Regions from separate parts of the Homo sapiens genome. Here all the other regions are linked to region 4. Evidence: read pairs that join two places in POLR2A ChIA-PET (ENCODE). Cell type or tissue: K562. All regions are shown on one strand. Region 1 overlaps MAPK1 (mitogen-activated protein kinase 1). Region 2 overlaps LOC105372948 (a long non-coding RNA gene). Region 3 overlaps BCR (BCR activator of RhoGEF and GTPase). Region 4 overlaps MAPK1 (mitogen-activated protein kinase 1). Region 5 has its middle 110 kb from the start of VPREB1.

Region 1 (5,000 bases), 78 kb before region 4:
CCTTTAGATTTGCTTTTTTTCTTTCACTTCTTGAGGCTCCCACACTGAAAGGTGCCTAGGAGCTCATCCAGTAGCTGCGCTGTCTCTGCTCCCTCTAGGAAAGGCCACCTGCCTGAGCTTTGAAATGGCCCACACCGTACCAGAAGGAAGAAGAGAGATTCCAGGAGGATTCAGACGTTACCCAGGCTTTCTGGAAACTGAGCAGAACCACAGGAGGAGAAAGCTATAGGCAGCTGAACAAAATTTATGTGTTTCTATTTCCCCTGCTATAACATGAAAGGACTGGGCTCTGTCTGTGGTTTTCAAATCTCCTCCTCTCTTAGGGGCTTCAGGCCTCACCCCAAATAGGGAAACTTCACATACAGCATTCTCTCCCCTAATCCCTGTTTTTTCTATTCTTTGCTCTTCTCTTATCTACCTCCTTCCCCTCCCGTTTCCCTTCTTCCTCTGCCCTTAGTCTTTTTTCTTTTTCTTAATTTCCTTTTAGTCATTATCATCTTCAGTTCACATAGGTAGTAACTATTAGGGTTAGCAGGGCAAGATCCCATTTGGAAAAAGGATTTGATTGCTTTGAAAATGATGTTGGGCAACCCACAGGATAGATGGTCTCCAAGGTCCCTCCCAGATTCTCAGACTCAAGGCAGGCCCTGGGGTTTGAACCTATGGCCAGTAGGAGCTGGATAGCAGGTGTCTGCATGGATAATATGCCATGATCAACTGACTAATGTTAGTTGCAAGCCTGCCTTGCTGGTTTAAGCTTCATTCTCATTCTTGTCTTTTTTTTTTTTTTTTTTTTTGAGACAGAGTCTCACTCTGTTGCCCAGGCTGGAGTGCAGTGGCGCGATCTTGGCTCACTGCAACCTCTGCCCCCAGGTTCAAGCAGTTCTCCTGTCTCAGCCTCCTGAGTAGCTAGGATTACAGGTGCCTGCCACTGTACCTGGCTAAGTTTTTTTTTTTTTTTGTAGTTTTTAGTAGAGATGGGCTTTCACCCTGTTGCCCAGGCTGGTCTTGAACTCCTGACCTCGTGATCCATTCGCCTCAGCCTCCCAGAGTGCTGGGATTACAGGTGTGAGCCACCGCGCCTGACCGTCATCCTTGTCTTTGAGGTATTATATTTTGCACTTTACACATAAGGGAACTGGGTGTCAGGTAACTCGTTCAGGGTTCACAGCCAGTAAGTATATTGCAGAACTGAGATGTAAATTGAGATTTATGCAGACCCCAAATCCTGTGACCTTTTTTCTTTTAACTACTATAGGCTTTTCTCTGTTATACCGAGTTACCTAGAAACGTACTTCCTACAGCCTGGGTTCCTGAATGGATTAGCCCTAAAGTATAAAATGATTATGCCATTGCAGACAGACCTGAAGAAGAGGCTAGAAAGGATTAGAGTTAAAGTAACTTTGTTTTTTGTTTTTGTTTTTTCTTTATCTCCAAAGGATCTGTCATCTAGCAACTTAATTTTTATCAGGAAGCAGTATTGATTTCTTCCCATTCCTTCTAGTTACCTCTACCAGTTTCTTGATTTTCATTCATTTAATATTATTAAACACGTACCGGATTATGTGCTAGGCAGTAGGAACAAAGTAGTGAACAAAAGTTGTTCTTACTCTTTGGTGTTTACAGTCCAACAGGGCAGTAATAACATTTACTGAGTATGGTGAGGTGTGGAGTGCCACTGGATGATATAAGATATTCTGAGTAGTCATGAAGGGTTTCCGGGAGGAAGTGGTGTTTAAGCTGGGACCTGAAGGAAGACTTAGAGCTAGCTGGGTAAAAGGTAGGGTAGAGTGCTGGAATGTTTTAGGCACTACTTTGTAGAGACTGCATTATAGAAAATGAAAAGTTTATGATTAAGATCTGGGGGCCTTTGTCATATTACTGCAAGGATAGAAAGTGCAGTTAAAGCTTTAGGTATAGTTGGAACCAGGAACTGGAAAATAGACCAACGTAGCTACCTCCCTCCCTCTTTACAGTTACAAAAGCTTCTTGTACCCTACATCTCTCAGCAGCTGGATTTTCCCCCCTCTTTTCTCTTTTGTCACTTCCCCATGCACTCAGCAGAGGAGAGCTGACCCTAGCTCCCTGAAGGTATGTGTCTTCAGGTTTTTTGATGACCAGAGGCTGAGAACACTCTGAATCCAATTCCAAGTGGAACAGAATGTGTAAAAACACTGTTAGGGAGATCATTCTGCACAGAACAGCTCACTCCACCTGGCCTTTCCAGCCTGGGAGAGTGTCTGCCTCTGGTCTAGTCAGCTGAGGCCCAAGGTGGGGTCATTTATTAAATAAAGCTGCATATCTCGGAATGTCTAAAGGGCAAGGTGGGAATTGTCAAAAGGGGTCTCATTGATTTCTGACTTGTTAGGTTAAAGTTCTTGGTACTGTTTTCCCTGTCATTCTCCAGGGAGTGTGTATCACTCTCCGGTTTTTACAGATGAGGAAAATGAAACAAAAGTTGGGTAACTTGCCAGTCACAAGTAAGGGGTCAAAGGATTGTCATGAGTATTAAATAAAACAGTATACTTGAAGTCCTGAGCACTTGGTACCTAGTTAATGCTCTGTTATTCCTTTGAAGTAAACAGGGTTGACAAGATGTGAATCCCCCTTTGTCTCGGTCTCTATGTAAAGCAGCATGTGCAGAAGTACAAATATTTGGCTTGGTGGTCAGATGACTTTACAATGGTATGGAAGTGATACACATGCAGTAGAAACCTTACTTCCGAGTACCCACGCAACTGTTCTGTTTTTCATTTTCAGTATAGTATTTCATACATCATATGAGTTACTCAACACTTTTATTATAAAATGGGCTTTGCGTTAGATGATTTTGCCCAACTGTAGGCTAATGTAAGTGCTCTGAACATGTTTAAGGTAGGCTAAGCTAAGCTGTGATGTTTGGTAAGTTAGGTGTATTAAATGTATTTTCAGCTAGGCTGGGTGCAGGACTCATGCCTATAATCCCAGGACTTTGGGAGACCGAGGCATGAGGATTCCTTGAGCTTAGGAGTTTGAGACCAATCTAGGCAACATAGTGAGGCCTTTTCTGTACTAAAGGTACTAAAAATTAAAAAAAAAAAAAATTAGCCAGGTGTGGTGGTACGTGCCTATAGTCCCAGCTACTTGGGAGCCTGGGGCTGAGGATCGCTTGAACCTGAGTGGTCAAGGCTACAGTGAGCCGTCGTCGTGTCACCGCATTCCCGCCTGGCAACAGAGCAAGAAACTTTCCCAAAAAAAACAAGCATTTCACCTTATGAGGTTTTCCATTTATGAAGGGTTTATTGGGATGTAAGTCCATAGTAAGTCAAGGAGCATCTTTATATAGTTAGAATAGGGACAGTCAAGTGTTTCATGCATAATCCAAATCTTCAGGAGGCAACATCAAGGTAACCCGAGTTTAGGGATATTCTGCAAAATAACTGGCCTGTAAACCTCAAAATTAAGTCAAGATCATGGAACCAAGAAAACACTGAGGAATTGTTCCACACTAAAGAAGTGTGCAGAAACATGGCAACTCCATGTGGTTCATGATTCTGAATCGGCATGATTGGCAAAACTAGAATGTCTGAAAATTAGATTGTAGTCGTGTATCTGTGTTAATGATTTTATTTTTATCTTCTTTTTTTTTTAACTCTTCTTTTTTTTGGTATTTTCTTTTTTGTTTTGGTTTGTCCTTCCTTTTTTTTGTTGTTTTTTGTTTTTTGTTACAAACCCTTGTGTCGATAGCTGACTGCTCTGCTGTATACGAAACCCTGACCCAGAAACAGGTTGTCTGTGAATGGTTTAGCACAGGTCCCCCGTGAATGTGCATTGTGTGACGGGCAAAAGTGTGGCCGCCTTTCTACTGTGCCAAGTTTTCCAGCATGAGAGGCTTTCCATATCTGGTCCTCAGATATGTGGTGTGAATGAAGGGGGGACCAGCTATCCGAGGCCAACCGAGGCTCCACAGTTGGCTGCCATGTCATTTTGCCTGGGCGGGATTCTGACTTAGAGGCCTTTGGTCATAATCTGACAGGTGAGCGTTGACGATTTTGATGGTAGCATTTTGTTTGTATGGGAGAATAGTCTAGTTTTGTTTGTTGGAAATAGTCACTAAAGTATTGGGGGATAATGAGAAAGAAATACTGGCAAACTTACTCTCACATGCTTCAGAGACTAAAAGTTTGATAAGCTAGATATAGAACTTTTCCTATGGTTTGAGATATAGTTCCTTTTCTCTAAAGAGTTGTCGGTGAGTCCCTTTCAGAAACGTACTTGAGTGAGGATGTGTTGAAATTTGTGGGAAGCTGTGAAAGGCAGCTTTTAGCCTACCAAAAGAGGACTGGCCTGGAAGGCAAGAGACCTGAGTCTTGGTCCCTGCTTCTGATGACATGTCACATGGGCATGTGCTCGTCACTCTGCTTCTGCAAGTTTTTGTGTTTCTCATCTGTGGAGTTAAGGGATTGGGATGGTCTCTAGGGTCTCGTACAGCTCTAATATTGTCACCGCCCTCAGGAACATTACATGAAATTAGCATATATGCAATATATTAAGATTCATGTGTGGATTGTTTCCCAGTTACTAGCGCTGTCTTTAATGTAATTTACCTCAGAAATCTCTGGATAATCATTATTGAGATATAATGAAATAGGGAAAAACTTGAGGTTAAAAACTAGTAAATTGATTTACTTCAACATTAAAAGCCCACAATTAAACCCTTGAGGAAAATGACTATTTTTATTTTTTATTTTTTGCTCTGCAAGTAAGGTTGGAACTTCGTAATACTGTATGACAGTAGTCGTTTACCTCACGAATTAGATTATTCATGTGTGTTTGACTGAAGAGAGTTTTTACCTAGTGACTGGAATGAATGTTAATGCTGCTATTTTGGCATTGGAAAAAAAAGGTGTAATGAAAAATGTCAAGTTTGAGAGAGAGAGAAATACTTAAATAGAACTGATTTAAAAGCAATTCTGAAAAAGAAAGAACTTGGCACAATCTTTCTATGAAAGCAAAGACTT
Region 2 (5,000 bases), 1.1 Mb before region 4:
TGATTCAAAAAGTACAGAGAACTTTCTGGAGTCTTAGGGAGATGTCAGTGCTTTACCTTAAAGCACAGTGACAGGCCCACAGGCTGTTGTTAAAGAACAGGGTCTCTGGGACTGGAAGACTCAGGTTCTGCTCCTGGGTCAGGCACTTTCTAGTTCTGACATCGGGCAAAGTCCTTTTCCTTTCTTTGCCTTAGCTTTCCCATGTGTCAAAATCTGTATCACAGATTCTCCAACTGGAAATGGAGAGATAATGACAATATTTGGCTCATGGAGTAGTTCGTATTGAGTGATTTAATAAATATGAATTGTTTTGAAGAGTGCTTGATATGTATTAAACACATAAGAATGAATAATTAAACATTATTCCTTCTCCTATTTCAACCCTAATCATTATCCTTATTCTTATGATAGTACAAAGGTAGTAAAGATAGAAGCAGATAACTTAGGAAAACAGAAAAGTTTTGAGTTGGGACATTTGACACAACCCTTCCTTGCAACACTAAATGCACATGTACACATATGTACACACATACACACATGCACAATCTACATGGCTCACACACGGCACAAATTGTGCCCAACCTTGCAGCCTACTGTCCTGTTTAGTAGGCTTTCTGTTGCAGGGACCAAGACTGGTTCTCAGAGACATCACTAGGATGTGTCCTAGTAGGACTACAGCAAAATCCCTTTGTTGTGTCCAGGCGCTGTGATGCATGTTACTCCCCCAGTTGCTTCTCTAGAGCTGGCCTGGCTTGTGACTTCCTGGTTCTATGAGAAGGCACCCAGTTCCACAGAAACTGTCAAGATGATCTGCACAAATTTGGCAATCAGTTTGTGATCTGTGACTGTTCACGGTAGGCAGTGTAGAGGCCTGAATGGGCAGGTGAGGATTGCTGGTCAATAGGGCAGTGCTGGTGCCACCGAGGAGAAGAGGCCCTGGGAGCAGAAAGCAGGGGCACCTCACACTATTTACTCCAGGTTATTCCATTGAGGCACAAGGGGGTGTTTAATGGGCTCTTAGGATGCAAAGTTCATAGCAGAGCTGAGCTAGGCTTAGGACAACCAAAAACTGTCCCTGGGGGAGAGAAACTGATAAGCTTAGTGTCCCAGGAAGACTTGGTCAGGGAGGCAGCTGCACTGAGCCCCGTGCACTGAAGAAGGGGTCTTGCCTCACTTACAGCCCGGCTGGGAGCCCATGGGAGAAACTCTTACCCACATATCAGAGATTTGCTCACTCTGGTGATGGTCAGAGAGCATGGGTGGATCCTGGACATTCAGGGAATATTGTCAGCTGGTGGCTAATATAACTCGTAACCCACCGTGGTTTGATTCTGTGGAACCAGCATGGGCATCTACTTGGGGTGATTGGGAAGGTGAAGGAGTCCTTCTTTAAAAAGCAGAGGATGATGTCTCCCATGTCAGCATGCAAAGGATGAGAAGGACAGCCAGAAAACATGTCCCTCAAGGTGGATGAAAGAGACGTCATTTTTCAGAGGGCCTGGGGTCCTTCTGGGCTGTCAGGTAATGCCCCACCTGAGAGGTTGGTGGTGCACATCCCACCTGCAGAGCCCCAAGGAGAGGCCTGAGTCATGGCAGACACACTGTTAGGAATTTGAATTTCAGTCCCCTCAAATTTGTATAATGAAGTCCTCACTGCAAGGACCTCAGAGTGGGATTTTATATTTAAATAGGGTGATTACAGTTGAAATTAGTTAAGAAAAGGTCATACTGCAGCAGAGTACGTACCCAATCCAACACGACTCATGTCCTTATAAAAAGGGGAAACTGTGACACAGACACGCACATGAGGAATACTCCATTTGAATGTGAGGCAGAGATTGGGGTGATTTCCCTCCATGGCAGGGAACAGCAAACACCTCCGCAGCCAGCAGAAGCTGGGAGAGGCATGGAACAGATTCTCCAGTGCTCAGAAGGAGCCAACCCTGTAGATACCTTCATCTTAGATTCTAACATCATCTGCAGAATAGTGAGAAAATACATTTGTGTTCTTTGAGCCATAGGGCTGTGCTACTTTGCTATGGCAGCCCTGGCAAAATAATACAGACACCCCTAGGATCTCTGTGTTCAGGGCACCTCCAGTAGGGCTGGGCTCCTTGTAGATGCTTTGGTCTCTGTTATCCACAATCCCCTGGTGAGGAGCCTTCCCATCCTGTGTTTTCTTCCCCTAAAGTGTCTGAATTTTGTTTTCAAGGAGCCTGTCGCAGCCCTCTAGGCAGCAAACAGTGTCTCCAGTGACCTTAGACCCGTCTCTCCAATGTCTTCCCCCTCTGGGTGCTGCTGGGATCTCTAACCAGACTCAGAAGCCACTCTCCAGCTCCTGCCGGTCAGTGGAAGAATGAGGCCCTGGGCAGGGAGAGATGGCCAAAGATCCCTGGGCCAGAAAACCTTAAACACCCTTCAGATGAGCTCAGCTGCCCCTTCCCACCCGCTTACTACATCACTCTCCCGTGGATGAAGTTGTAGCCCCTGGTTCTGCAAACCCCTCTGCTTTCCTCTCTGGTTGACGTCACATTGAAACAGTTTCTGAGACATTGGAAAAGATGGCAGTAAAATGCCCAGGGATGCTCTCCTCAGTTCCTAGAACTCGATTTTAAGTCACTAAGTCTTTCTTGTCCCTAAACTTCTCAAACTCTCTGCACTGCAGTTTCTCCATCTGAGGTCCAATTTTCATGAATGACATCAGCAATAATTGCTGCCAACTCATGAGCAGCTAGGGTGTGTCAGGCTCTGTGTTAAACACTTTGTAAATATGATCATTAAACTCCTGCAGTATTTTTAGGAAAGAACTTGCTTTCTGTTTCCAATTGATTTCTGCACACACCGGCTCATCTTCACCTTCTGTCAGGAGTGGAAGCAGTTTGAGGTCTTCACTGGATGCAGATGCCCACTGTTGAACTTTACAGACATCAGAAGCATGACCCAAATAAACCTTTGCTTCTTTACAAATTACCCAACTTCAGATATTCCTTTTTAGTAAAAGGGACTGAGACACATTAGTGGAGGAGAAATAGGTCACTTATGCTTCTCAGAAGGTGCGTTATGTAGGTGAGTTTCAGCTGTGCATGAGTGAGGAGGGTGCATAGGAGCTAAGCCACCCAAAGTGTGTTCCTTGGAGGACCAGCATCAATCAACCTCAACTGGAGGCTATTTGCCATGGAGAATCTGGGGCCCCATTCAAACCTGCAAAGACTGCATCTGCAGCTTAACCAAACCCTATATGGTTTTTGTGTACCCATTGAAATTTCATATGCTCTGGGCTTAGCCACAATGGAAAATCTCACTTCCTCTGCTTTTGACAGCAAGGTCTTGTCTCCCTGATGTGCTTCCTGGGCCACCTGGGTTTTGTGGTTGACTGTCCTGCCCTCATTTAACTGAGCTGGATTCAGGTGCTACATGCTGTCATGATGCACAAGAAAGTTTTAAGAACAGATGTTTTTACAATCCACGTGGGTGGTATAGGGAGGAGACAATGCCCCAGTGAGTTGTCGAGAGAGAAACAGATGGTTCATGTCATTTGCCTTGTTTCCATTCAGCTCCAGTTATTCTGGACTTTGTTTATTTCTCAGACCTATTGAGCCATCTTCTGTGTTCAAGCGTCTATGAGTTTTTAAGTGAAACTTTTTCTGTGTGTAACTCACCTCCTTATCCAATACCTACCTAAATCCTAGTTATCCTTTCAGATGTCTGTACTTACCACTTGCCAAGGAAGTGGTCACTGACCACCAAGTCTCTGACACCAAATTACAATCTTTTAGCATTTATGGCTAAGTATATTCATGGTTGGACATGACATATCCAGTTTGCATGAAGTAGCACCCCATCCAGTAGCACCACAAATCGTGCCTTTTATGATGCTTTAACAGGAATGGGAAAACAACAGGAAGTCCTGTCTGCGTACATGAAAACATTTGATGTGACTGTTGAAATAACCATGTGGTTTTATTCTTTAATAGGGAGCATTAAAATAATTAATTTCCATAGGTTAAGAATCCCTTGAATATTGGGGATGAATACTAGTTAGTTATGGTGTTTAATCCTTTTTATATTTTGCTAGTATTTTGTTGAAGTGTGGTTGTTTTGCATCTGTTTTCATAGAGGCTGTTGTGCTCCAGTTCACTTTTCATGTCTTTTGTTTTTGTATCAGCATACTTCTGGCCTCATAGAATGAGCTGCTCATGTTCCCCTTTCTTATATTTTTGGAAGGGTTTATGAATAATTATTATTAATTCCTTAAACAGTTCATAATATTCATCAATGAAACCCTTCATGCCTGGGCCGTTCTTTGTGGGAGGTTTCAATGACTAATTTAAACTCTTGTTATAGTGTTAATCAGACTTTCTATACCTCCTTGAGCCAGTTTAGTAGTTTTTATGTTTTTAGGGATTTTTTCTTTTCATCTAATTTTTGGTATGCAGCTTTTCACAGTGTTCTCATATAATACCTTTTATTTTTCAATATCAGTGTTCAGAGGATGATATCATTGTTTATTCCTTCCATATCTCATGCTGGAAGATGAACTCCACTGTAGGAGGTGGGCCTAGTAGGAGGTGTTTGGGTCATGAGGGCTGACCCTTCATGATTGGCTTGCTGCTGTCCTCATAATAACGAATGAATTCTAACCACTAGTTTAAACAAGATCTGGTTGTTTAAAAGAGTGTGGCACTTCCCCACTCTTCTCTCTCTTTCTCTTTCTTTCTTTTTTTCTTTCTCTCTTTCTTTCTTTCTCTCTTTCTTCTTTCACTCTCTCTCTCTCCCTCCTTCCTCCTCCCTCCCTCTCTCCTTCCCTGCCTCTCTCCCCCCCCGTCTCGTCTCATCTCTTCTCTCTCTCTCTCTTTCTTTCTTCCTCTCTCTCTCTCTTCCTTCCTTCCTCTTCCTTTTGTTTTGTTTCTTTCCTTTCCTTTTTTGCTTCTTTCCTTCTTTCTTTCTTCCCTCCTTCCCTCTCTTCCTTTCCTTTCCTTTCTCTCTTTCTTCTTTTTGTT
Region 3 (5,000 bases), 1.5 Mb before region 4:
CACCCTCTCCCCCGAGGTGTGGCAGCCACAATGTCTCCAGGCGCTGCCACACATGCCCTGGGAGCAGAATCACCTCCAGTGAGAACTGATGGGTTTGAGGAAGGATCTGACTGAGGTCAGCTCAGGCCTCATGGTATCTGTAGAATTTGGAATCAGGGTCCCAGCACAGCCCCTGCCTACTCCCAACCCTGCTGTCCTATTTCCCTGGCCCTCTAGGAGGGAGGCATGTCATGGTATAGACAGCAGGTTCAACACGAAGTGCCCAGGGCCTGGCCTGCCCCATGGTCTCAGGCAAATGCCCTCCGGCCCTGAGCCTCCACTGCCCGGGGAGGGAGCCCCACCCTGTGCCCCATTTGAGTCCCTGGGGCTTGGACCACACATCCTCACTTGCCCACTGGGACCATCTAAAAAGCCTTCCTGGGCCACCTTTTTGCCCTGGGAATCTCCTAAGTGTGTGCACACTTGTGTGAATGTATGCATGAGGTGTCAGCATGCCCGGGTGCCTGTGTATATGTGTGTATATATATGCATTTATACACACGTACATGTGTGTGGGGGGGACAGCCATCAAGATCTGGGCTGAGAGCAGCTCCAAGGAAAAGGACACGCAGGTTCCATGCACACCTGTCCCCCCAGGGCAGGGTAGGCAGTGACTCCACGGGTGGGAGCCTCCAGGCCACGGCTGTGCCTGAGCTAGGAACTTCCCTGTCTAGCACAGTGCCCAGAACACCCAGGTGCTCAATTAAGATTCATTTAATAAATCAATGAGTGGATCTTAAACACCTGGTTGTATCCTAGTGTTGGCTGCGTTTTTATGAATCTCTGAGGGCTCCTTCAGGGTCTCCGTACTCTCACTTGGAGACAGTTGGGTCCAAGGAACCCAGGGCTGTCAGTTGAGCCTGCCTTGGTGCCCTGAAATGCTACCCAAGTTCAGCAAGTCTGCTGCCCATGGTGCACATACACGTAGGGTGGGGCGACCTATGACACCCCCTCTCTGCCCATCATGAATGGTGGAGTCTTTGGGGAAAGCACCCCAGCTGCCCCTGCAGGTGCCTCCTACTGTGTGCAGATGCCGCTCCCTGCTCCACAAGAGGAGAAGAGGTGAAGGGAATGGTGGGTCCCTTGGGCAGCGCCACCCATCCACCCAGCCTGCCAGCCGTGCTCATGTTCTAAGGACAATCTTGCTACTATGAGTACCAGGCGGCCTGTAGGGCCCAGGGAGGCTGCTAGGGCAGCAGGGCCCATGACAGCCCCACCCAGTGTGAGATGCTTGTGCCGGCGTGGGTGGGAGCACTGTGTCTCGTTCTGTCCACATGGTTTGGAAAGCCAGGAGGAAAAACAGCACAGGCAGGAAGGCAGAATCTGGCTCTCCCTCCGTGTTCTGAAGGGCGGGGCCGCTCAGGGAACATCTGGCTCAGGGCATGGACGGGGTGGGGTGGAGACAAGACTCAGGATGAGGCACTTCTCCTTAGACTAAGAATCTTCTAGAGTCCTGAATAGTGCTGATGGCATCAGACAGGGATGGCTCAGAAATCAGCCAAGTCCATGCAGAGAAAACGAGAGAGCAAAGGGCAGGGCCTGGCCTGGGGCTATTTATAACTCAGGGCTGTGCTTGTGCCAGTTATGGGAAAGGACGTGAATGCAGGGAGGGCCATGGAGGCAGGCAAGGAGGCTGGGGCGGGTAGGAAGCCGGAGGTAAAGGGAAATTGGAAAAAGAAGTCAGTGACATGGAAGGAAGGCCCTCCTACCATGACCCTACCTAGGTGGGTACAAACACAAAACTTGAGGCTAAATAAAAGCCAATAAAGAACCCACAAAACAAACTGGGCTTGTGACAACCAAGCAGGAAAAGCCAACAGAGAACAGGTGAATAAAACTGTTGTCAGCTGGCTACCAGGCCCACGGGTGAACTGAGGGCGGGAGCTGGAACTGAGCTTCAGGACAGGGCAGAGTGCAAAGAGGCCCCTTCTAGTCCCTCCTCCTAGTCCCCCTAATCTGGGGGAGCCCAGTGGTGATCAGGGTGCAAAACCCTTACTGCGAGGGGCAGGCTGCTCTGGGCTGGGAGTGTGTAGCTAGCACAGCTGCTGGAGAAAGGACCCTCTTGCTCTGGGCAAGGGCAGGTTTTCATTACCAACAGACTGGACATTGTCCTGCGGCCCAGCCGGCGAACACCCCAAGAACCTGGCCCTCAAGGCATACCAGAGGGCAAGGGGCTGGCCTCTGTACAGGGTCCTGGGGCTGCAGGTTGTCGCAACAGGCCAGCCTGTGTGAATCCTTCCCACAGCACCCCGGGCAAGGGGGTGCCTGGCCTCTGTCCAGCCTCTGTCTGCACTACGAGTGGGTATTCACAGAGAAGACCCATGCCACAGGAGTCCACTGACACCCCAAAGACTCAAGATCAGCATCTGGGACCAAATGAGGGGTGGGTGGCGTGCAGGAGGAGAGGGATGAGCAGCCTGATGCCCATTTCCCACTGGATGGTCAGGATCAGGGTGCCTCTGGCCTCAAGATCACCATGCTCCCTGGGGGAAGTCAGGTGTCCTAGGAAGCGACAGCCATGTCTTCAAACCAAAGATCAGAAATGAAAGATGACATTTGCATGGCTTGTTGCATGGCTGGCAGGGAAACCAGGAAGTCAAGGCTATGCTTGTCTCCAGAGCAGTGAAGGGTACCCGTCCTGGGGCCCCAACCACTGGGAAGAGCACCAGAAGGTTTCTGGAAAGGAGCTACACACAGTTCTCCTCCAATCAAATCCCCTCCTCTTCAGACCAGCTCTGGGCCAAGGGGCGTGCTTGGGATTGGAAACTCTGGACCTGACAGGCAGAGACGTGCAACCTCCTGCAGGATGTGCACCACGAGAAACATCTACAGCTCCTGTGAGGGCAGAAGCAGGGAGCAGGGGTCGGGGGACCAGGATCTGGAGTGGCTTCACAGAGGAGAAGCCCTGGACTGAAAGGTGAAGGCTGTACTCCAAGTCAGAGCCAGGTGTGGGTGGGAGGCCCCCACCCCCGGACAGGGACTGGGGCACTGAGTGGGCAGATCAGCTTCCTTTCGGGGCCAGGAACTGCATCAAGGACTGGCTGGGTGCAGATAGCCCTCAAGAATGATGGAAAGAAATTGCCTTTCTCAAGTTCAGCACTTAGCCTACCTGAACTTGGTCCTTCTTTGTACCAAACCACGCTCACAATGCAGCAAGAAAGGGGTGCACCAAGAAAGACAAGACAGTTGAGGGAGGGAAAGTGTGCCCATTGAAGAATCAGGAAGGCTTCAAACCCTGGAGCTGTGTGGCCCAAGCAAGTTACTTCACCTCTCTGAACCTCGGCCTCCTAGTCTGTAAAAAGCTGACACTCGACGTGGGATAGGAAGCTACCTAAGGCAGCAGCCTGTGTGTGCTGCACGGAGCAGGTACATGTTACCCACTGGCTTCCTCTCCCATCCTCTCGGTTCAGAATGAGAAGCCTGCCCAGCACCAAGGCCTTCAGAAATCACAAAAGTATATACGTAAGCAGCAGTCCCAGGCGTGCAGCTAACATGTCAGCCCCAGAAAAAAGCAGCTCAGTGAGAAGATACACTTCTGGAGCTTCCTTACAGAAATGGGGAAAAGTCCATCTCTCTCTTGCTCTTTTTATTTATTTTTTTATTATTATTTTTAAAGATAGGGTCTTGCTCTGTTGCCCAGGCTGGAGTGCAGTGGTGAGAATCACAGCTCACTGCAGTCTCGAGCTCCTGGACTCAAGCAATTCTCCCACCTCAGCCTCCTGAGTCGCTGGGATTATAGGTGTGAGCCACCATGCCAGGCTATGGTGGAAACCATCTAGAAATAAGCTAAGCAGAGTGCGGAAGTAATCTGTCATCAGGGACCAAAAAGACAAAAAGGAGCAACTGCCCTGGGGCAGTGATTTTCTCAGCCCAAGAAGTAAGGAACCCAAGAGGTCAAGTGGGGGGACATGCACCAATGGCAAGGGGTGAGCATCTGGGCCCCAGAGCATTGCTGAAGCAGCCCCCTGAGCTGTGGGACCAGCAAGAGGAATCAGAACTTCATGCAGGGCCGGGCGGTCCAGCACCATCCAGCCTGCAACCAGCCCGGGCTACGTTCTCATGTGAGGGGGGGCGTGGGTCCACTGCTTTCTTGGAGGGCATGGCAGAGCATCTACTGAATGTGCCGCTACTCACTAGCCATGAGACCTTGGGGAAGCCACCACTGGACTTCAGTTTCACCTTTGTAAAGTGGAAGTGACAGAAAGGCCAAGAATTATTAATGAGGGTCAAGTGAAAATTCACAGGAAAGGCTCTGGTCACATGGATGGAGCCATCCTCAGCACACGCTTTGGTAAAAGGGAGCAAGAAGGCTATGAAGCAAAGGGACCCAAGCCCAGACACCACCTGGCTCAGGAGTGTTGCCGGCGCCACCACGCAGGTCTTGGTGGTGGCCTCTGGTGCTGACATTCTCAGCCTCAAGACCACATGCTGCCTGCCTCCTCCACGCTCAGTTCAAAGCATCCCCCGATCTCCCTGATCAACACATCTGGCAGGCTGTCTGTGTACCACATGTAGAGATGAGGAAGGAGTTTTTGGTGACCCACTCGCTTCCAAACCATTGGCTGCTCCACCACCTACCTGCTACATACCCCTGAGCATGGGGCTGCGCTTCAGGGAGCCTCACCTGGCCCTCCTGCCACACGTACACCATGGGGACTCACCGCTTTAGTGGACTCCAGGGCTCCCGAGACCAGCGCATCCCGGCTGCCCCTGCCCTTGCTGCTGAGGTGGGGCGATGAGGAGGGCGAGTCATCAATGTAGGGCAGCCCATCTTGGTGCCGGCGCTGCTCCTCTGCCCGGTCTGCAGCGCAGCCGTATCCAGGTGGTGTTCCGAACGAGCCATCTGTGTGTGCAAAGAAGCATCCTGTGTTAGAGACAGAGAAGGGAGCATCCATACTCAACCCATCCCAGCAAGCACCCAGCTGACACCATCTCTGTCCCCAACAGGCATCTCACAACGA
Region 4 (5,000 bases):
CCTATTGCTGCATTAAAAAAACACTCCAAAACTCAGGCTTGAAATAACAGCCATGCATTTGTTCATGAGTCCATTGGGCTGGCACAGCTGGGTAGTTCTGCTGAGCCCACCTGGGTTCAGCCATGCACTGCAGTCATCTGCTGGCTCCCTTCACCATCCCTCAATTGTGGTGGTTTAACGTCTTAACAGTTGGTCCTTCCTACAGTTGCCTCTTTATCCTAAAGTAGACTAGACTCAGTGGCTTCTCATGATGGCAGAAATATTCCAAAAGAGCAAGAGCCTATGCTGCAAGGTCTCTTGGAACCAAATCTCAGAACATCACTTCAACAGTTCTACCATGTTTTTTTGTTGTTGTTTTGAGACAAGGTCTTACTCTGCCACTCAGGCTGGAGTGCGGTGGCACAGTCTTGGCTCACTGCAACCTCCGCCACCTGGGCTCAAGCAATCCTCCGCCTCAGTCTCTTGAATAGCTGAGACCACAAGTATGTGCCGCCATGCGTGGCTAATTTTTTTTTTTTTTTTTGAGACAGCGTCTTGCTCTGTCTCCCAGGCTGGAGTGCAGTGGCACGATGTTGGCTCACTGCAACCTCTGCCTCCCAGGTTCAAGCGATTCTCCCACCTCAGCCTCCTGAATAGCTGGGATTACAGGTGCGTGCCACCACACCTGGCTAATTTTTGCTTTTTATGTATGTATGTATTTATTTATTTATTTATTTTCGAGACAGAGTCTTACTCTGTCACACAGGCTGGAGTGCAGTGGCGCGATCTCGGCTCACTGCAACCTCTGCTTCCCAGGTTCAAGCAATTCTCCTGCTTCAGCCTCCCGAGTAGCTGGGATTATAGGCACATGTCACCATGCCCAGCTAATTTTTGTATTCTTAATAGAGACGGGGTTTCACCATGTTGGCCAGGCTGGTCTCGAACTCTTGACCTCGTGATCTGCCCACCTTGGCCTCCCAAGGTGCTGGGATTACAGGCGTGAGCACCGCACCCAGCACTGTTATTTTTCTTTTCTTTTTTTTCTTTTTTTTTTTTTGAGAGGGAGTCTCACTCTGTCACCCAGGCTGGAATGCAGTGGTGCAATCTCGGCTCACTGCAGCCTCTGCCTCCCAGGTTCAAGCAATTCTCCTGCCTCAGCCTCCCTAGTAGCTGGGGCTACAGGCGCGCACCGCCACACCTGGCTAATTTTTTGTATTTTTAGCCAAGATATTGGCCATGTTGGCCAGGATGGTCTTGATCCCGTGACCTCGGGATCCACCCGCCTTGGCCTCCAAAAGTGCTGGGATTACAGGCATGAGCCACCACATCTAGCCAGTTGTTTTTATATTTTTAAGAAAACATACATAAATTCATTCATTCAGTGGATAGATTTGAGTGTCTGTTTGGTGCCATCAAGGCTTCTAAGGCCCTGGACATACATAGTACCAGCAATAAGAGGGATTAAGAACCTGTTTGGAGATGGGAAGTCTGAGGACTCATTAAAAAAAAAAGAGAGAGAGAGCTTTCTTACAGAACTGATAGTCTAGATTTGTCAGGAAATGAATGGAAGACCTCAGGGAACTCAAGAGATTAAAAAACTTACAAGCTAGAATTTTTAATGAGAGTTCACAGAAAAGGAAGATGAAACAGCTCTTAAATATATAAAAGGTACTCATGTTTACTCATTATACAAGATACAAACATTGAAAAGTCAGTAATTCTTTTTTTTTTTTAACGCCCTCCTCAACAGAGTAGCAGACATCAAAGTTTGACACCCTACTGTGTGGTCAAGGCTGTGGGGAAAAGGGTGTTTTCGGAGAGAGCTGGTGGAGTGTAAACTGGTTGAGTCTCTGTAGAGGACAGTCTGGCAATTCTGTCACATGTCTTTTGTTCCAGCAATTCTGGGTATTGAACTTTTAGGTCTGCCAACCAAATGGGGGAGTGGCATTTAATTTGTTTTTCTGTAATTAAGAGTGAGATTGAAATTTTTTCATGTTTGTTGGAAATTTTTGATTGCTGTATCCCTTAAACCGACACTATTGTAGATTTTTCTTTAAAGGAGTCTTAGCTTACGATTCTCTCAAATGACTTCAGTGAGGGAGAAGAAATTATTATTCAGCAGATGGTACTGGGCTAGTTGAATAGCTATTTGGAGGAAAATCAATTTAAATCATTACACATCAAAATGAATTCTAAAAGAATTGATACTTATTTAAAATTTATATCATGAGAAACTAACAATAGAGTATTCAGTATTTTTCTGATCTCTGCATGGAGAAAGACTTCCTATGTTTTAAAACAAACATCAAGGAAAGAGAGACATATAAAAGTTTAAAAGCTAAATAAAATTAGATTAGGTGTGGACAATAGGTCTAAAATGTTCTAAATTGAGTAACACTGGACCTTCTCCTAACTGTTCTGTAGAAGGCAGCAAAGTACAGTGGTTATACCCGGTGCTCTGGAGTCCGCCTCCTGAGTTCAAACTAGGGTTCTGCTACTTGGATTTTTGACTTTGGACAAGTTATTTAAGCTGTTTCATGATTTCCTCAACCCTAAATTGAGACAATTGTAGTTCCCACCTCATAGGATAATTAAAAGAGTTAAGGAATTATTGTTAACTTTAGATTCATTATTAATATTATTAGTATCTAAAGAGCAGAGACAAATCTAAGACCACAGTGTATAAATAAATGAGCAAAGGACAAGAACACACAGTCTACAGGAAATACTGAGATGAGGAAAACTATAGGAGGAGCAGTTTGGGTGACAGCAGTTGAGAATTTGGTTTAGTCTGTGTTTAATTTAAGGCACCTGTTAGGCATTAGAAACAACCTAAGTGCCAAATGTTAATCAAATGGCTGAGTAAATTATGAGACATCTACTTAAAGGAATATTTTAAGGCCGCTAAAAGTGATTTTTTTTACAAAGTTTTGATAGTGGGGGAAAATGCTAATGAACAGTATTTACTAAGGGAAAATAAAACAGCATTTGTCATACATAATATGATTTCAGCCTTCTACAAGAAAATGCATAGAAAAGAATTCAACAACATATGTGAAAAGATAAGCAGTGGTTACCATTGAATGATGGTGCTTGGGGAGCAAGGGAATGTGGGTGAGTCATTCACACAGACCAGAAGGCCGGGTTTGGTGGGTCAACCGTCTGAGGTCTTTTCAGTTCCACAGTTCCACATAACAAGAACTTACTGGCCCAAGAAAGAGCTTTATTGGCTCTGATAACTGAAAAGTTCAGTCACATGTGGATTGATGGGCACAGACACTGTGTCTAGAATCTGGACTTCTTTATCATCCAGTTTTGCCTTGCTCTGGGCTGTCTGTCAGTCAGCCTCTCTTTTCATGATGAGAGTAAGACACTTGACCTGATCACTGCAGCCAGGACTTAGGCTGACTCTCATCACCTCTTTGTGCTCAGCTTGGATGCCATGCCTATCCCTGAGCAGTCACTGTGGCCAAGGGGACTCAGGTGAATATGGCCCAGTGAGTGTCACCATTCCCACAGCACAGCCCAGGAGCGTGGGCAAGCCTGAGCGCTCCCCTATAGCAAACACTGTTGGATGGATTAGAGGGGCAGTGGATGCTGGTGGGCACAACCAGCAGGTGATCCCGAGAGTGAGGGAAGATAAGGAATTCTATTTTCTCCCCCCCACCCCCCCCCTTTTTTTTTTCCTGAAGAGACAGGGTTCTCCCTCTGTTGCCCAGGCTGGAAGGCTGGAGTGCAGTGGCACAATCACAGCTCACTGCAGCCTCGAACTCCTGGGCTCGGGCAAGCACCGTGCCTGGCTAATTTAAATAAATTTTGTAGAGATGGGGTCTCGCTATGTTTCCCAGTCCTGTCTTGAACTCCTGGACTCAAGGGATCCTCCTGCCACTACCACACCCGGACCCCCCCCGCCCCCCGTTTTTTTTTTTTTTGTTTTTTGTTTTTTTTTTTGAGATGGAATCTCACTCTGTCGCCCAGGCTGGAGTGCAGTGGCGAGATCTCGGCTCACTGCAAGCTCTACCTCCCAGGTTCACGCCATTCTCCTGCCTCAGCTTCTGGAGTAGCTGGGACTACAGGCACCCACCGCTATGCCCAGCTAATTTTTTGTATTTTTTAGTAGAGACGGGGTTTCACCGTGTTAGCCAGGATGGTCTTGATCTCCTGACCTCGTGATCTGCCTGCCTCAGCCTCCCAAAGTGCTGGGATTACAGGCGTGAGCCACCACTCCTGGCCCCCACTTTTTTTTTTTAAATTAAAAAACGCAATTTCTATAAGAAGTCTGTCTCCATTTCTCAGATAACCTAATGTTTGAAAACCTTGCAGACTTTATTACACATATAGATACATACATTGATTGTAAATGGAATCATAGGCTATATATTTTATTACCTACACAAACTTGGATTTATTGATCTACAGCTTGGTCACCCTCAGCTCAATATAGCTTTGGGAGGTATTTAACCTGTGGTCTTTTAAATCTTGCAAGAGATTGAAAAGATAGAAGAATGAGATTGTGGCCGGGTGCGGTCACTCATGCCTGTAATCCCAGCACTTTGGGAGGCCGAGGCAGGTGGATCACTTGAGCCCAGGAGTTCGACACCAGCCTGAGCATCATGGCAAAACCCCGTCTCTGCCAAAAATACAAAAATAAGCCTGATGTGGTGACACACACCTGTAATCCCAGCTACTCGGGAGGCTGAAGTAGGAGGATCGCTTGAACCCAGGAGGTAGAGATTGCAGTGATCTGAGATCAGGCCACTGGATTCCATCCTGGGCAACAAAGTGAGACCCTGTCTCAAAAAAAAAAAAAAGAAGAAGAAGAAGAAGAAGAGTGAGATTGTGAGAAGTTGGAGAACACAAACCTTCAGCCAGTGATGGAATAGGGACAAAGAAAAGAAACTAGTGCCATGTGATATCACAGAAGCAGAAGATGGCATTTTGAGAAAGTAGGCATGCACAACAGTGTCCATGCAGCAGAGAGGTCTAGCAAGATATAGATTGGAAAATGTGGGTTGATTTTC
Region 5 (5,000 bases), 360 kb before region 4:
TCAGTTTTAAAACACTGTGTCTACTAGTCATGAATATACGATTATTTTTTCAGTTTTAATAATCAAAGATCACACACACATACACACATACACACACAGCTGGCTCATCAGAGTATCTAACTGGCTTAAGATTGGTTTGTAAATGTCACATCTCAGATTCTACAAAAAGTGTGTTTCAAATTTGTTAAATCAAAACACAGGTACCATTCTGTGACATAAAAAAAGGATATCACAAAGTGATTTCACAGGTTGTTTGTTTCTTATTTTTATGGTTAAATATTTGCATTTTCTTATAAGGGCTCAATTCATTCTAAAACATCACTACTTATATTCTACAAAAAAAAAGTGTTTCAAACTTGTTTAATCAAAACACAGGCACCATTCTGTCACATGAAACAGCACAACACAAAGCATTTTACCAGATAGCTTTTTTCTGGTTTTTAGGAGTGGATATTCGTTTTTTGTTTGTTTTTTTACTAAGGGCTCAATAGGCTCAGAAATGTCACTTCTTAGATTCTACAGAGTGTTTCAAACTTTTTGAATCAAAACATGGTTATCATTTTGTGACATAAAACAGCACATCACAAATAGTTTTCAAAGATAGCTCCTTTCTAGTTTTTAGAATCTGATATTCATGTGTACCTATAAGGGCTCAAATGCTCAGAAATATAACTTCATAGATTCTGCAATAAGTATGTTTAGAAACTATTTCAACAAAACAAAGGTTCAATTCTGTGATAGAAAACACATCACAAAGGATTTTCACAAAAAGCTTGTTTCTCATTTTTATGGCTAAATATTTGCATTTTCTTATAATGACTCAATAGGTTCAAAACATCACTTGTTAGATTCTACAGAGTGTTTCAAACTTGAATCAAAACACAGATTCCATTCCATGACACAAAGCAGCATATCACAAAGCATTTTCACAGATAGCCTTTGCTTGTTTTTAGGACTGGATATTTGTATGTTTCTATAAGGGCTCAAGTTTGAAAATGTCACTTCTTAGATTCAAGAGTGTTGGAAACTTGTGTGTTGTTCAACTCAAAACACACGTTTCATTCTGTGACATAAAAAAGCACCTCACAAAGTGTTTTTGAGACAGTTTCCAGTTTTAAAACTGGGTATTTGAGTGCTTCTATAAGGGCTCCATAGGCTCATAAGTGTCACTGTTAGATTTTACAAAAAGAGGGTTTGGAAGTTGTTTCATCAAAACACAGGTTTCATTCTGTGACATAAAATGCAAATAACAAAGTATTTTCACAGATTTTTCCTAGTTTTTGTGGCTGGATATTCATATTTTCTTATAAAAGATCAACAGATTTGTAAATGTCACTACGTAGGTTCTAGAAAAAAAAGTGCTTTGAACTTGCCAAATCAAAACACAGGTATTATTCTTTGACATAAAACAGCACACCACAAAGCGTTTTCACAGCTAGCTTGTTTCTAATTTTTATGGCTAATATTTGAATTTTTTATAACGGCTCAATAGGTTCTCAAATGTCACTTTTTAGATTCCATAAAAAGAAAGTTTCAAACTTGCTGAATTGAAACCCCAGTACCATTCTGAGACATAAAACAGCATATCAGAAAGCGTTTTACCAGATAGCTTGTTTGTAGTTTTTAGGATTGGATATTCGTATTTTCCTGTAAGGGTTCAATAGGCTCCAAAATGTCACTTCTTAGATTCTACAAAAAAGTGTTTTGGAAGCTGTTTCATCAAAATGCAGGTTCCATTCCATAACATACAACAGCATACCACAAAGTGTTTTCACAGATTGCTTGCTTCTAGCTTTTAGGGCTGAATATTCGTATTTTTTAATCAAGTCTCAATAGGTTCAAAAACTTCACTTTTTAGATTCTACAGAGTGTCTTGAACTTGTTGAATCAAAACATATGTATTATTCCGTGACAAAAAGCAGCACATCACAAAGCATTTTCACAGATGGCTTGCTTCTAGTTTTTAGAACTGGATATTCATATGTTTCTATAAGGGCTCAATAGGGCCAGAAATGTCAACTATTAGATTCTAAAAAAAAACCTGTTTGGAAGCTGTTTCATCAAAAGGCAGGTTCCATTTTTATGACATAAAACAGCATGTCACAAAGCGTTTTCACCAAGAGCTTGTTTCTAGTTTTTGGAACTGGATATTTGTATGTTCCTATAAAAGCTCAATAGGCTCAGTAATGTCACTTCTTAGATTCTACAGTGTTTGAAAGTTGCTTTGTCAAAACACAGGTTCAATTCTGTGATATGAAACCACATCACAAAGCGTTTTCACAGGTAGGTTTTTTCCTAATATTTAGGACTAAATATTAATATTTTATTATAAGGGCTCAATAAAAATAGAAAATGTCACTTCCTAAGATTCTACAAAAAGAGTGTCTGGAACTTGTTGACTAAAAACACAGGTTCCATTCTGTTACATAAAACAGCATGTCATAAAGCATGTTCTCAGCTAGCTTGTTTCTAGTTCTTAAGACAGGATATCCATATGCTCCAATAAGGGCTCAAGAGGCTAGGAAATGTCACCTTTTAGATTGTATAAAAAAGTGAGTGGAAGCTGTTTCATCAAAATGCAGGTTCAATTCTGTGATATAAAACAGCACATCACAAAGCATTTTCACAGAGAGCTTCTAATATTTATGACTAAATATTTGCATTTTCTTATAAGGGCTCAATAGGTTTGAAAATGTCACTTCTTACATTCTACAAAAAGTTTTGAAAGTGTTGAATAAAAACAAAGATTCCATTTTGTGACATAAAGCAACATGTCACAATGCAATTTCATAGCTTTTTTTCTCATTTTTAGGACTGGATATTCACATCTTCCTATAAGGGCTCAGTAAGATTGGAAATGTCACTTTGTTAGATTCTACAAAAAGAGTGTTTGGAACTTGTCAACTCAAAACACAGGTTCCATTCTGTGACATAAAACAGCACATCACAAAGTGTTTTCACAGATATCTTATTTCTAGTTTTTAGGGCTGGATATTCATATTTTCTTATAGAAGCTCAATAGGTTTGGAAACATCACTTCTTACATTCTACCAAAAGAGTGTTTCAACTTTGGTGAATCAAAACACAGGGACCAGTCTGTGACATAAAACAGCACTTCACAATGCATTTTCACATATAGCTTGTTTCTAGTTTTTAAGACTGAATATCCATATGTTCCTATAAGGGCTTAACAGGTTTGGAAATTTCACTTCTTAGATTCTACAGAAAGAGTGTTTGAAAATTCATTCTGTGATGTAAAATAGCACATAACATTGCATTTTCAGAGATAGGTTTTTCTTCTCATTTTTAGGAGTGGATACTTGTATGTTCGTCTAAGAGCTCAATAAGCTCAGAAATGTCACTTTTTATATTCTAGAAAAAGTGTTTAGAACTTGCTAAATCAAAACGTAGTTTCCATTTTGTGACATAAAACATCACGTCACAAAGCATCTTCAGAGATAACTTGTTTCTAGTTTTTGGGGATGGATATTTTTACTTTTTTAATAAAAGTTCAATAGGTTTGGAAACAGCACTTCTTAGATTCTACATCAAGAGTGTTTTGAACTTGTTGAATCAACACAGGAACCGTTCTGTGACATAAAACTGCATGTCCCAAAGCATTTTTACAGGTAGCTTGTTTCTAGTTTTTTGGGACTGGATTTTGCATTTTTTTTGTAAGAACTCAATTGACTTGGAAATGTCACTTCTTAGATTCTACAGAAAGAGTGTTTGGAAGCTGTTTCATCAAAACTCTGGTTCCATTATTTGATATAAAAAAATACATCACAAAGCATTTTCGACAGATAGCTTGTTTCTCGTTTTTAGGGTTATTCATATTTTTTATAAAACTCAATAGGTTTGGTGACATCACTTCTTAGATTATACAAAAAGAGTGTCTCACAGTTGTTGAATCAAAACACAGGTACCATTCTCTGACATAAAACAGCATATCACAAATGGTTATCACAGATAGCTTGTTTCTAGTTTTTAGGACTGGATTATGTATATGTTCCCATAAGGCCTCACTGCCTTAGAAACATCACTTCTTAAGAGTCTACAAAAAAAGTGTTTGGAAACTGTTTAATCAGTATACAGGTTCAATTTTGTGATATGAAACAGCAAAAAGTGTTTTCGCTGATAGCTTGTTTCTAGTTTTTATAGCTGGATATTTGTATTTTCTTATAAGGGCTCAATAAGGTCAAAAACGTCACTTCTTAGATTCTACAAAGAGTTCAGAACTTGCTGAAACAAAACACAGGTTCCATTCTGTGACATAAAATAGCACATCACAAAGTGTTTTTACAGATAGCTTGTTTCTAGTTTTTATTACAAGATATTCATACGTTACTGTAAATGCTCAATAGATTCGAAATGTCACTTCTTAGATTCTACAAAAAGAGAGTTGGGAACGTGTTTTTATCAAAATGCAGGTTCAATTCTGTGTTATAAAACTGCACGTCAAAAAGTGTTTTCCAAGATAGCTTGTTTGTAGACTTTAGGACTGGATGTTTGTATGTTCCTATAAGGTCACAATAGGCTCAGAAATGTCACTTCTTAAGATTCTACAATAGTGTTTTGAATCTGTTTCATCAAAACATAAGTTCATTTCTGTGATATAAAGCATCACATCACAAAGTGTGTTGACAGATAGCTTGTTTCCAGCAGTTAGGGCTAAATATTCATGTTTTCTTATTATGGCTCAAAAGGTTTGGATACATCACTTTTTTAGATTCTACAAAAAGAGTGTTTGGAACCTGTCTCACAAAAACACAGGTTTAATTCTGTGTTATGAAACAGCATAGCAAAAAGTATTTTCAGTCAGGCATGGTGGCTCACGTCTGTAATCCCAGCACTTTGGGAGGCTGAGGCAGGCGGATCACGAGGTCAACAGATCAAGACCATCCTGGCCAACATGGTGAAACCACATCTCTACTAAAAATACAAAAATTAGCTGGGCGTGGTGGTGCACGCCTGTAGTCCCAGCTGCTAGGGAGGCTAAC

Evidence for each region. ChIA-PET counts read pairs that join two places held together with the same protein. Peaks named below come from ENCODE experiments on the same cell type or tissue, not always from the same donor. Only the 100,000 strongest peaks of a DNase experiment are listed, where the experiment ranks them.
Region 1: POLR2A ChIA-PET joins it to region 4 with 6 read pairs; 10 of 35 experiments call an interaction of 5 or more read pairs at or near these places.
Region 2: POLR2A ChIA-PET joins it to region 4 with 6 read pairs; 1 of 35 experiments calls an interaction of 5 or more read pairs at or near these places.
Region 3: POLR2A ChIA-PET joins it to region 4 with 6 read pairs; 1 of 35 experiments calls an interaction of 5 or more read pairs at or near these places.
Region 5: POLR2A ChIA-PET joins it to region 4 with 9 read pairs; 2 of 35 experiments call an interaction of 5 or more read pairs at or near these places.

Annotation. Positions count from the first base shown.
Region 1 is chr22:21,855,274-21,860,273 of GRCh38, reverse strand. All of the region lies in intron 1 of MAPK1 (mitogen-activated protein kinase 1), which reads left to right. Among named protein-coding and RNA genes, the nearest start is that of MAPK1, 9.9 kb to the left of the region's middle. RefSeq lists an enhancer at 3,931-4,432. In K562, no CTCF peak of the experiment used is centred here; DNase peaks (open chromatin) are centred at 343, 2,173, 3,825 and 4,433.
Region 2 is chr22:22,864,253-22,869,252 of GRCh38, reverse strand. The region is part of intron 2 of LOC105372948 (a long non-coding RNA gene); the gene reads left to right. It also overlaps IGL. Among named protein-coding and RNA genes, the nearest start is that of MIR5571, 20 kb to the left of the region's middle. In K562, no CTCF peak of the experiment used is centred here; DNase peaks (open chromatin) are centred at 1,006, 2,178 and 2,685; H3K27me3 peaks cover 1,950 bases.
Region 3 is chr22:23,253,681-23,258,680 of GRCh38, reverse strand. It overlaps BCR (BCR activator of RhoGEF and GTPase), which reads right to left. Exons shown (of 23, transcript NM_004327.4): 2 at 4,701-4,882. Among named protein-coding and RNA genes, the nearest start is that of LINC02556, 70 kb to the left of the region's middle. RefSeq lists an enhancer at 784-1,440. In K562, no CTCF peak of the experiment used is centred here; DNase peaks (open chromatin) are centred at 973, 1,365, 2,544, 2,979 and 4 weaker places.
Region 4 is chr22:21,777,262-21,782,261 of GRCh38, reverse strand. The region is part of intron 6 of MAPK1 (mitogen-activated protein kinase 1); the gene reads left to right. Among named protein-coding and RNA genes, the nearest start is that of YPEL1, 44 kb to the right of the region's middle. In K562, a CTCF peak has its summit at 2,402; DNase peaks (open chromatin) are centred at 185, 2,451, 2,779, 3,101 and 1 weaker place.
Region 5 is chr22:22,134,973-22,139,972 of GRCh38, reverse strand. It overlaps IGL. Among named protein-coding and RNA genes, the nearest start is that of VPREB1, 110 kb to the left of the region's middle. In K562, no CTCF peak of the experiment used is centred here; no DNase peak of the experiment used is centred here.